Linked DNA regions of Mus musculus: region 2 is linked to region 1. A link is a loop called in an ENCODE intact Hi-C map of the cell type or tissue named here. Cell type or tissue: left cerebral cortex. All regions are shown on one strand. Links, peaks and the distances in the headings refer to the core of each region. The heading gives the core; the rest is flanking DNA.

Region 1 (5,375 bases), core at 327-5,326:
TTTGGCTCTGCCACCACCGAATGTCTTTAACAGGTGCCTCCCCTCTATATATCCCCATTTCTTTACCTGCAAACAGACCCTCTAATGTTTAAAGTCTTCTGGCCTCTGTAAGGCGGTGTTCTTGAAGTTGAGTTGACACGTGATTTCTGGAAAGGGCTCATCCCACAGAGGGGGACTCCACCAACCCATCCTTGCTGATAGTCATGACCACATGTGTTACCCTGTGACGATGCTTCAGTTAGGAGCCAGGTTCTCCACTGAGTTTCTGGATGAGTGTAGACATGAGCCATTGGGTAGCTACCTTGCTGACCTCTGCCACCCTGTGCCTGCAGCAGCAGCAGCTTTGAGGGACTTCGAGAAGCAGCAGGAAGCTGTTGTTGCTGGGGCCGGGTACACAAGAAGGCCTGTCTGTGGTTGAACCACAAGAGTGAGGTCCTTCAAGGGAAGGGCAGAACTATGCCTACAGCAGTGGTCTTTGGACATTTCTGAAACTTTGGCATCATTATCATCATCATCATTATCACACTGTCAAACCTTATAGCAGCTTTTGTTTCAGGAAGAACTAAGAGATGGAGCTTGTGGGACTAAGAGTCTTATTTTCATCAAGACAAAAATCCCAAATAGCTGGTAAGATAAGCCATGAGTTTTAGGTTTATCTTTTAGTCGTTTGGAGTGACGCTACTTACCCATAGACCCGAGGGTGGTCAGCCTTGACTAGGACGTATGGCACTTCCCTTACACTGTAAAGCTTCATATGTTGCATACACCACTTGGTATACCAGGGTCCCTGTGAACAGCACCCAAGGAAGAGCAAGGCCTGGTGGCATCTGCCTACCATCCAAGTCCTTGGGGGCTGAACAGGATGATCGTGAATTCGGGGCTAGCCTGACCTACGTAGAGGGTCTGTCTAAAAGGGAGGATGAGGCTAGGATACAAGCCCCTAGGACTCTAGCCCTTCCTCAAGGGGGAGCCCAGGACATACTTGTCATCTCCTTAGCTTTCAAGTGTCACCAGCCCTGGACTCCGGCCAACCTCCTGCTGGGTACCACTTTCTCCTTGGGCATTTCAAGAAGGGCAAGGCTGGTGCAGCTCAGGCTGGGCTCTGCAGTGGCTGAAAGAAGAATGTTGTATCCCGCACAAAGGGTAACTTAGGGATGCTTTTAGCCACCAATGCAGCATCTCCTTCAGAATAGTTACATCCTATATAAACAGCCAGCACCCTGTCGGCACCAGGCCGATCACACAAGCCGACCTCTCTACCATCTGGTGTGGACCCTTGTAGTTGCTTTGAGACTCGGCAATCTCAGGAAGAGAAGACTGGTCCTCACTTTGATTTATCCCATTCATCCCTAGTGCTCAGTGACACAGAGTGGCTTGGGGTGAGCTCTGGGATTGTGTGGAGGCCAGTAAGTAGGGGCTGAGGGAAATGAAGGATAGCGTGGCTCAGTGGACTCCATCCCCCACTTGCAGATAGCAGGTACCTGCTCTCAGAGCTCCACACAACTTGCCTGGAGATGAGGGCAGAGGGAGTCACAGCTCTTCAGTTTCTTCAGTGGCAAAATAACACTTAGGAAGAAACATTTCCTTTTATTTATTTAAGTTCTCTGGACATGGCTCACGCACACCCAGACAGTAGTTGAAGCCCTTGAGAGCATGTAGAAAGGTGTTGTCGTTTGAGGAGACATCTGTTGTGTGGACTTTGATGGGGTACAGATACATCCATTGGGTCTCGTATTCCCTTTTAAAACGTGGGTGCAAGAAGCCCTTTGGGTGCTCACAGACCTAGAACTTATATTCGATGGCTCATTCTCTCCTTCCCTCTCCCTCTTTCCTTCTTCCTTCTCTTTCCCTCCTCTCCCAAGCAGTGAGGAACAACTTCCTGGTTTTCTCTATCCAGGGAACCCTGATAAACTCAGATCCTTTCTGTCCTGGGATACCTTTATCTTTTGGTTTTTCCTTGGTTTCTACCCAGAACCTAAGCCTACAGGACCTTTTATCCATCCAGGGTCCCCACAACTGACACATTGCTCTGGGGGCATTTGTGTGCCTTAGGATGTCAACTTTGGCTGCCGAAAGGCAAGCTGGGTACAAGCTCCTTTCCCATGAGAGGAAACTGCACGCTGCCTGTAACCTGTTTGTTGGCTGTCTTGGCTTTGCACAGAGCCTTGTTCGCCTCATGCTAACAGATGCTGCCTGAGTGTCTAATCATTGCACCAATATTAATAAGACCATCAGTGAGGTTACTGGATTTGACAAGTCTTGTCATGGTCTCCCTAGAGATCTATAAATCCTTCGACCTTGCCCCCAGGCTCCAGCAACCTAGGACACGAGTGTCTCTCCTCTGAGCTTTTGCTGTGACCTTCAGACAGCCAACTACCACTATAACTTTCTTCACACACCTCAGGGCTCCGGAGCCTTCCTAAAGCTTCACAGTGGTGGCTTCCTGCTGCACATCGAACAAAAGACAGACCTACTCTGTAGCCTTCAAATCTGTGTGTTCTTGCTTTTGGCACCTCTCCGGCCTCACTTCATCCACATTCTCCTGGGAAGAGCCATGCCTTCCTCTGGCCCCCTTGACCTTGCTCACCCACCATGCCCTGCAGAACTAATGCACTGCCATCCTCCCTGTCTAGAGTGGGCTTCCCACGCCTCTTTCTTATCCTCTTCTTCCAGCTCACCTCAGAGTGGCTGACCTCTTCACCAACCTCAGCCCTCAGCTATGAACTGTTTATAAACTGCTTATCTTAGGTATGTGGGAGAGTATGGTCAAAAACAGACACATCTGGAGAGTCTATGGTCCTGACCCTGAACCATGTGAGGAGAGTGGGGAACAGCAAGGCCGAGAGGAGATAAGAGAACAGGGTGTAGCAGCTAGGAAGACAAAGCTACAAAAAGGGTGGACCTACAACAAGGTCTTCTGAGTGGCTCAAGCTTGAACACAACATTCTCCTGCCTCAGCCCCCCAAGTACTAACATTACAGTCCCACAGTGCCAGGCCGTACCCCTTGTTTTCATGCACGCTATCTTACCTCAGTGTGCTTACCAGTGTGAGCATCAGTAAAACAAAACCAGGTCAATTCTGCTTCTGGGCCAACCTTCTCTTCTAGAACAGTGCCCAGTTCAGAGAGCATGCTCCGTTTACTTAAACCAGGAAGGATGACTAGACGGACGAATGATGACTGAGCATGTATTAGTTGCTGTGATAAAACAATGACCAGAAGCATCTTATAGGAGGAGTTTATTCACACTTGTGGTTTCAGAGGAATAAGAGTCCATCATAGTGGGGAGGCATGACTGGTACAAGCAGCAGTCATGGCAGCAGGAGGAGGAGGAGGCTGAGGGCCTACGTATGTATGTCCATTTTAAGATTTATTTATTTTATATATGAGTGCTCTATGTGTATGTAGACCTGCATGCCAGAAGAGGGCATCAGATCCTAGTATAGATGGTTGTGAGCCATCATATGCTTGCTGGGAATTAAACTCACGACCTTTGGAAGAGCAGCCGGTGTTCTTAGCCGCTGCACGGTAGAGGTCAAGAGAGTTAGCTGTCCTGAGTCCAAGTGTGTCGGCTGCCGGTTTTTCTCACCTGGTAACCTCAAAGGCGATGAGATGCCCTGCTGTTCAAGGTTAAGGAGTTCCCTCCATCCTTAATAGTTAGCCAATGCCATTCTATGATAGATTAGAATGCCTGCTGGCCAGTGTCAAGTTTCAAACCCTGGACCAGTGGCTAGGATGCCTGGTCTCCAGGTTCTCTCAGTGTCCCTCAGTCAGTCCCTACCTGTTACAGGGTGTGGCTGGCATACCCTGCCCTCTACCCTGAACTCTCTAGCCAAGGGGCTGGGCTACCCTTCCCCCAGAGGCTCTTCCCTATATAATCCAGACATTTTGCTTATCCACCCTTTTTATAGCTTTGTCTTCCTGGTTGCTACACCCTGTTCTCTTCTCTCCTCTCTCCCCCGTGCCCCTCCCCACACTCCTCACATGGTTCAGGGTCAGGACCATAGACTTTCCAGATGTGTCTGCTTTTGACTATGCTCTCCCACATATCTATCATAAACTTTCTCCTCCACCATACCTAGAAGCAGTCATGTCCTTTCCCCCTCCCTCTCTCCTTCCCGTGCTCTCTCTCTCTCTTTTCCCCTGTGCTCTCTCTCTCTTTCCCTGCTCTCTCTCTCTTTCTCTCTCTCTCTCTGTCTCTCTCTCTCCCTCTCTCTAATTCAGCCAGTGTCATATGATAATAATGGATTAGAAACCAGCAGCCACTGCCATTGGGTGATGGATTAGAAAGCCTGACAGCCAGTGCCGTTCAGTGATAGATTAGAAAGCCTGGCAACCGGTGCCATTAGGCAATGAGCTAGAAAGCTGATTTCACAGATGAGAACTGGGGGGATCAGAAGCTGAAGTGACTGCCTCAAAACACCAGGTTATAAAATGGGCCCTGTCAACCCTAGACCCAGCCATGTGGCCACAGTGTCCTTTTCATTGGTGAGCTCAGCTCTTGCTAGTCTGCTACTTCTGCCCTGGTCAAAGTCTGGTAGAGGGTGGAAGTAGAAACTAGAAGGCCTAGGACCCCCGGTGGGTAACTAGCAAAAGCTGAGGCACACAGCCTGGCGGGAGGTCTGCTCTGACTCCCCCCAGGCAACATCAGAGGTGCAAACCTGCTAAAATCCCCAGCAGAGGTCTTGAAACGGAACATGAAAGAGTTTGTGACCCTGTAGACTTGAACTTCTCTCCATGCCAAGCTATAATTCCAGTACTTTTTGGAGCAAAAGATCAGAACCATAATTTGCGGAGGGCCTCCGAACAGGCGCTGATTATGTTTCAAGACAAGCTGAGGACGGAGCTGCCTTGGAAGGGATTGGGGAGGGAGGCATAGTGTCTGGCTGAAGCAATTAAATGTAGTTGGCTTCTCATTTTAAACAAAGGCCCCCAGGAAGCCTCCAGAGAGCTGAAGTCTTAAGGGTCTGGAATAAAAGGGTGGGGGGCGGGGGGGGGGGGGGGGAGTTGGCCAGCTGGGGAGCTCCTGTGGGCTGACCTGCCTTCAGTGTCCCCTACAGGAATCTGGGAGGGAGGCCTCCCTGAACAAGCAGCAGTCATGCTAATGGTGTGGCCTCTCTGCTTATACCCAAGGTCAGCTTCCTGTGCTGGGGTTGAAGTCCCTGCAGGGAACTGGCACATGGCACCTCTGCTGTTGTTCCTTGGCTGTCCTTTGTGTCAGTCGCTGTGCTGGATGCCAGCCCTGTTCTTCAGAGGTTACCCCAGCGCTGTGACCCTCCAATGAAGGTCTGATCTATTAAAAAGCCTTTGGGGTTCCTTGTCACCCTCTGTCACCTCCCAACCTGGCCCTGCCACCTCCCTGGTCTCATCTCCACT
Region 2 (5,375 bases), core at 195-5,194, 250 kb after region 1:
GTTTGATTTTGCAATTCTAGGCATGGAACACAGGGTTTCACATGTGCCAAGCTGGTAATTTACCACTGAGATACATATAGCCCCAGCCCTGATTCATTACAGTGAAAAGGGCAAAAAGATTAAAAAAAAAAAAAGATTCTTCTTCCAAAGTCAAACAAATAGATTTACATAAAACCAAAGAGCAAGAAACTTGAGCTTTCTTTACTAGACTTCTAGTTGGCCAACTGGTTCTAAACTCAATTTTCATTAATCAAATTACTTTTGTTTGTTTGCTTGTTTGTTTGTTTTCTGGAGACAAACTCTCAAACTTGCTATATTATATAATCAAGGATGACCTTGACTTCTGATCTTTCTGTCTCCAAAAGTGTTGTTTTGACTGCAAGGATGTGTGCGTTCTCTATGCTGTGAAGGATTCGTTGATACATTTACTAAGTGCCAGGCACCAGTGTGGTGGTGGCAACACAGTAGTGGCCTAAGCAGATCCGGTCCTATCTTCCTGGTGAGAGGCACACCCCAACCACAGAAGCTTCTGCTCACAGTGAGCTGTGGATGCCCATCCTCTAGCCCTCCGCCACCTTCTCTAGGAAAACGATCTTATCTCAGCGTTTACAAGGACTCTTAACCTCAAGGGCCATTGCACAGCCCTTCCTCTTGGCTGTCTACCTCACAACCCCCAGATAATCCTCAATGGAAAGGACAAGCCAACTCTAGGGGGGGATTTATAGGTGTTTCCATGTCTCTTGGAGATAAACTCTGAACCCTGCTCCCCCTCGAGTGCTGCTGGCATAGACTTGGCAGTTTATTATTGATTTCATTCGATGAGAAACGTGATCGTAAAACGTGGAACTAGCTTTTCTCCAGGCTATAGTTTGCTCCAGTGAAAGTTAGTTCGACTCTGAAATGTCCCTCACAGCCTCGTGCGTGCGCCGAGCACGCATTCCCGAGCACAGCCGCTGGAACCGTATTGGGAAGCTGTGGGACTTCCGGAAGGTGTGACCCATCTGGCTGGATGAGATCACTAGGGACTGGCCTTTGAAAGTTGTAGCCCAGCAGCACTCTGGTCTGCTGCTTTGCTGCCCACTCCAGTTATCATGATCCGAGCTGCACCTTTGAACCTTCCGGGGACTGAAACCCTCAGCCGCCAGGAGCAGGTTGCTTCTGTCAGGAATTATGGCGACCACAGTGCAAAAGCAACTAAGCCATACCACATCTTGGAGAGGTGAGCACGGGCATGTGTGCTGACTTCAGGGAGCTTCATGTACATTACCTCAGTTAATATTCGCTGCAGCATGGAGGATTCATTCCCTTTTATAGGCTTTGGAAGTTAAAAGAACTTCACTGCGCTAACTCAGCCAGCAGGTGGCAGAATTCCATCTTCTTGTCTGTAAATTGGGTCAGATAGGTATGACTCCCCTTCCCGCTCTGTAGTGAATCTTGGCAGCTGGATTCTAGGCCTAGGCAGTACTGAATACAGCCTGGGCTCTTAACTATGATATAATTTCAAGCACTCTCCGTGGATTATCCATTCAATCTTCACAACATCCGCGCGGGAAGAACTAGTCACAGATTGAGGAACCCAGGACATAAGGAGGGTGAAAGAAACTAGCACAAGTGAAACTGGTGCCCAGCTGTCCCCCTCCAAGGCCTCTGTGTTGACTGTCACCTGTGCTCAGAGTCCAGCCTGGGTGTTGTCATGTTCTTGGCTTTTTTTATCCACAACTGAAAAGAAGGGCTCACAGAGACTTGCAAAAGCAGGGAGATATTTTCATTTTGGGTAAAGATCAGAAAGGGATACAACTGTCGAAATTGATAGAGGGCCAAGTGTGAGAATATACTCAGGAGCCCCAACTGTTGCTTTGGCTTCACGGGGAGGAGGTGCTGGTCCCTAAGGCTCATGGTTTGGGTGGCTTCCTATTTTGATTGATAGGTTATATAATCATTTCCTCTACTGCGCATGTTCTTCCTAATAAGGCATCTGATTTTAATCGTAAGCACCCCCAATTACACATAGGCATAAGATGGTCAATAGAGATGGCTCAGAGGTTAAGAGCACTCTTCCGAAGGCCCTGAGTTCAAATCCCAGCAACCACATGATGGCTCACAACCACCTGTAATGAGATCTGACTCCCTCTTCTGGTATGTCTGAAGATAGCTACAGTGTACATATGAATCTTAGAGAAAAAAAAAAGGTGGTCAGTAGAGATTCTCTCTAAAAGGCAACTAAAGGACACAGTTGACTTATTGTGCATGCATCCAAAGCTAGTTTATGCTGGATTGAACCTTCCACTCTTTATAGGATGAACTGGGAATACATTTGAACAGAAACTGTTTCAATCTTGGTACTAGAGGTCAATAAATGTGTATGTTGTTCATAGGTGAGAACCCCCCCCCCCCCCCGCCACACACACACCTCCTATTTGTAGGTGAGGGCGTGAGGGAGTCCTGTGGTTGCTAGGTGACTTATTTGAATGGGATGTATACATAAAGCCTATGGGTCGGGGCATAACCTACCAGTGCACTATTACAAGAAGGGGGTGGGCTGCAAAACCCGAACCAAATAGAGTCCGAGCCTAAACCTCCTGTGCTTGCCTGACTCAACCATCACATACTTCTTCTAAAGAGTCCAATAGATGAGGGTGTAAGAATTCCAGATTTAAAAAAAAAAAATTAGCAAAGTAGCACTAAGTTTAAAATCTCTGTTACACATGGGTTCAACAGAAAATGTGATTCCGCCTGTCTTTCTGTCCTTGGCGTTTAACATACCACCAGGCACACGGAAAGCAGCTGAGTGACTGCACACATGCGTTAGAGGCCATCCCTTTGCTTTCTGAACCCTCCCACACTGCTTATTTACTTATGAAATACCCGGCTCACACTGAAAGTATATTAGACACTAAATTCACACGCATAATTGTCCCATACGTTAACAACCCAGAGAACCAACTCTAAGTTTTCTTATAAATAATTAGAAGGCATTTTGGACCACCTGGGTATCCGAATGAGCGAGCATTTCGGCCTTCTCTGGCGCCCTCTGGTGCTTGATATCTGCAATTACTTCAGAGCAGCTGAGGCTGGACTGTCTGAATGTGTTTCCTGGGTACAGACAGGTGCATGGGAGCTTACACACAGAGCATGCCCTGGAGAACTGGCGTTTCCTGTCTGAACGCCAGCTATTCAGTGTCATGTCAGAGCTGTGATGGCTCCTGTAGCCATTTTTCCCTGGTCTTTTCCTCATTTGTCTAAATTTCCTTCTGCTCCTTTCTTCCTGTACAACCTGTAAAACGAATTTTGTCTACTGTGTTTCTAAAAAGATCTCTCTCTGTCCCCTCTCTCTCTCCTTCTGTTTTCTTGATCCTCTTCAAAAGCTACAAGTGTTAAATCAGTAATATATAAAGTTCTAAACAGGACTGTGTATTGTTGCATGTTTTTTACTTTTTTTTTTTTAAGTGGAAGACTTGAATCCCAGTTTTCTTCCAGTTACCATGCGCTTCCTTAAGTAGAAGGCTGTTCCTTTCTGGCTACTATGAGGAAATAGATCCCAATGCATTCCCCTCTCATAGTGAAATCCTTCTTTAACTGAGTAGCAAACTCTTTTCAGCATCTTTAAAAGCAGCTGGTCCTGGGCTGGAGAGATGGCTCAGTGGTAAAGAATACAGGATAACCTCGAAGCAGAGCATACCAGACAGCTCACAACCGCCTGTAACTCCAGCTCTGTGAAATCTAATGCCCTCTTTTGTCTTCTTTCAGGCATCCAAGGACACATAGCCTACACAGAGAGACACACAAACATGTTGGAAACAGAAGACGCATAACAACAAACGCTTACTGATCTTGAGCTAGTCAGTCAAGGGCAAGCCCAGGCAGCTTTGTTTTTTAATGTTCATCTGTCATTATTTTCCTAAAGAGATGCCCTGGAGTAGCCAGAACAGAACCCCCACCCCCACCCCCACCCCACTCCCGCTGTGTGCTTCAGCATCCAAGTGTGACGAGATCATTGCTACTGGCCGTTCTCTGATTCTGATGAACACCAGAGTGGATGCTGTATGGACCGCTCTCATGATGATCCAGTTGATCCAGCTCTGCGGCTTAGGTCATTGTCCTCATTCATCCACGGATGGGAAAACCAACGTTAGAGAGGCTATGGATCATCGCCTGGGTGAGGTCTTAGTCACATGGTCAGCTTGAAAGTGATCCTGGGAAAGGCAGACTCAAAATGGGCCTCTGCATGTGCCACAATATAGAGCTCTGACTGAAAGGATAATGGGGAGTTGCTTGGCCTCTAAAGATGAATGATGATACCAAGTGGGTGACGTCTGAAATGGTGCACCCGCCCTGGGAGAGCGATGTGAACACATCCACAGCGAGACTGCTGTGAAATGTTCAAATCCTTGTTTATAACAGGAAAAATAACTGGAAGCAAACCTAACCTGTTTACAAGCAGGATGTGGGCTAACCTAGCCTCCTGGATCAGTGGGAAACAACCATGGTATTCATTTCTCCTTTCTATTTACTCCCAAGGGACATAAAAGACAGGCAGGTATGATTTTGCTAAAGTCCAACATGGCGAGACTAGTGAGTTTATTGGGGCAGGGGTTTAGGGCTAATTGCAGGAGTGTGGGTGATGCCCCTATCACGGGAGGTGACGTCATGAAGTTAAGTCATGGAGTCCCTCTTGAGACCAACCTTTTACTCTACATGTGCTCTAGAATCTTAAGGTCTTTTGTAGCTGTGTTCAGGGAAGGGAAGAGAGGTCCTATGGCTTTTAAGACATCTGTTGGGGAGCATTCATATCGTCATTAATCTTATCTTTACCCTCGACCTGGCTACCACTGTGTTGCTGTGTCCTGGTTGCCATGGCTACCAGGGAACAGTCCAGGATGGCAGGAGGAGAGAGCACCACCATAGAGCAGCTACTCAGAAAGAAACATTCAGGGCTGTCTGACCCACATGTCACAGGACGCAGCTCCAGGGCCACGAAAATGAACTCAAATTGGACAAACATGGGTCTAAGGCACACTTTTAAATATATGCGTGAGGAACCCTCTTGACAGCCCTACATGGTTTTTGTTGGAGACCAGTTTTCTTTATGGAAGTCTGGTTGTCTTGGAGCTTGCTCTGAAGACCAGCCTGGCCTTAAACTTACAGAGATCTCCTGCCTCTGTCTTCTGTGTGCTGGGACTAAAAGCCTGTGCCACCATACTGGAATATATATATTTTTTAAAGATTTATTTATTTATTTATTTATTTATTTATTTATTTATTTAATGTATTGCTGTTTTCATGCATACCAGGAGAGGTCATCATATCCCATTACAGATGGTTGTGAGCCACCATGTGGTTGCTCAGAATTGAACTCAGAAACCCTGGAAGAGCTA

What was found. Hi-C counts contacts between places; a loop is a spot of excess contacts. Peaks named below come from ENCODE experiments on the same cell type or tissue, not always from the same donor. Only the 100,000 strongest peaks of a DNase experiment are listed, where the experiment ranks them.
Region 2: a loop joins it to region 1, with 3 times the contacts of the local background. A loop is called at or near these places in 4 of 42 quality-filtered maps.

Annotation. Positions count from the first base shown.
Region 1 is chr7:49,500,091-49,505,465 of GRCm38, forward strand. All of the region lies in intron 11 of Nav2 (neuron navigator 2), which reads left to right. Among named protein-coding and RNA genes, the nearest start is that of Gm32694, 57 kb to the right of the region's middle. In left cerebral cortex, for the core only: a CTCF peak has its summit at 3,420 (motif pointing right); no DNase peak of the experiment used is centred there; H3K27ac peaks cover 320 bases.
Region 2 is chr7:49,751,904-49,757,278 of GRCm38, forward strand. Gm32962 (a long non-coding RNA gene) reads left to right here and starts at 952. Exons shown (of 2, transcript XR_391460.2): 1 at 952-1,219; 2 at 3,748-4,258. In left cerebral cortex, for the core only: CTCF peaks have their summits at 1,360 (motif pointing right) and 3,027 (motif pointing left); DNase peaks (open chromatin) are centred at 1,363 and 3,035.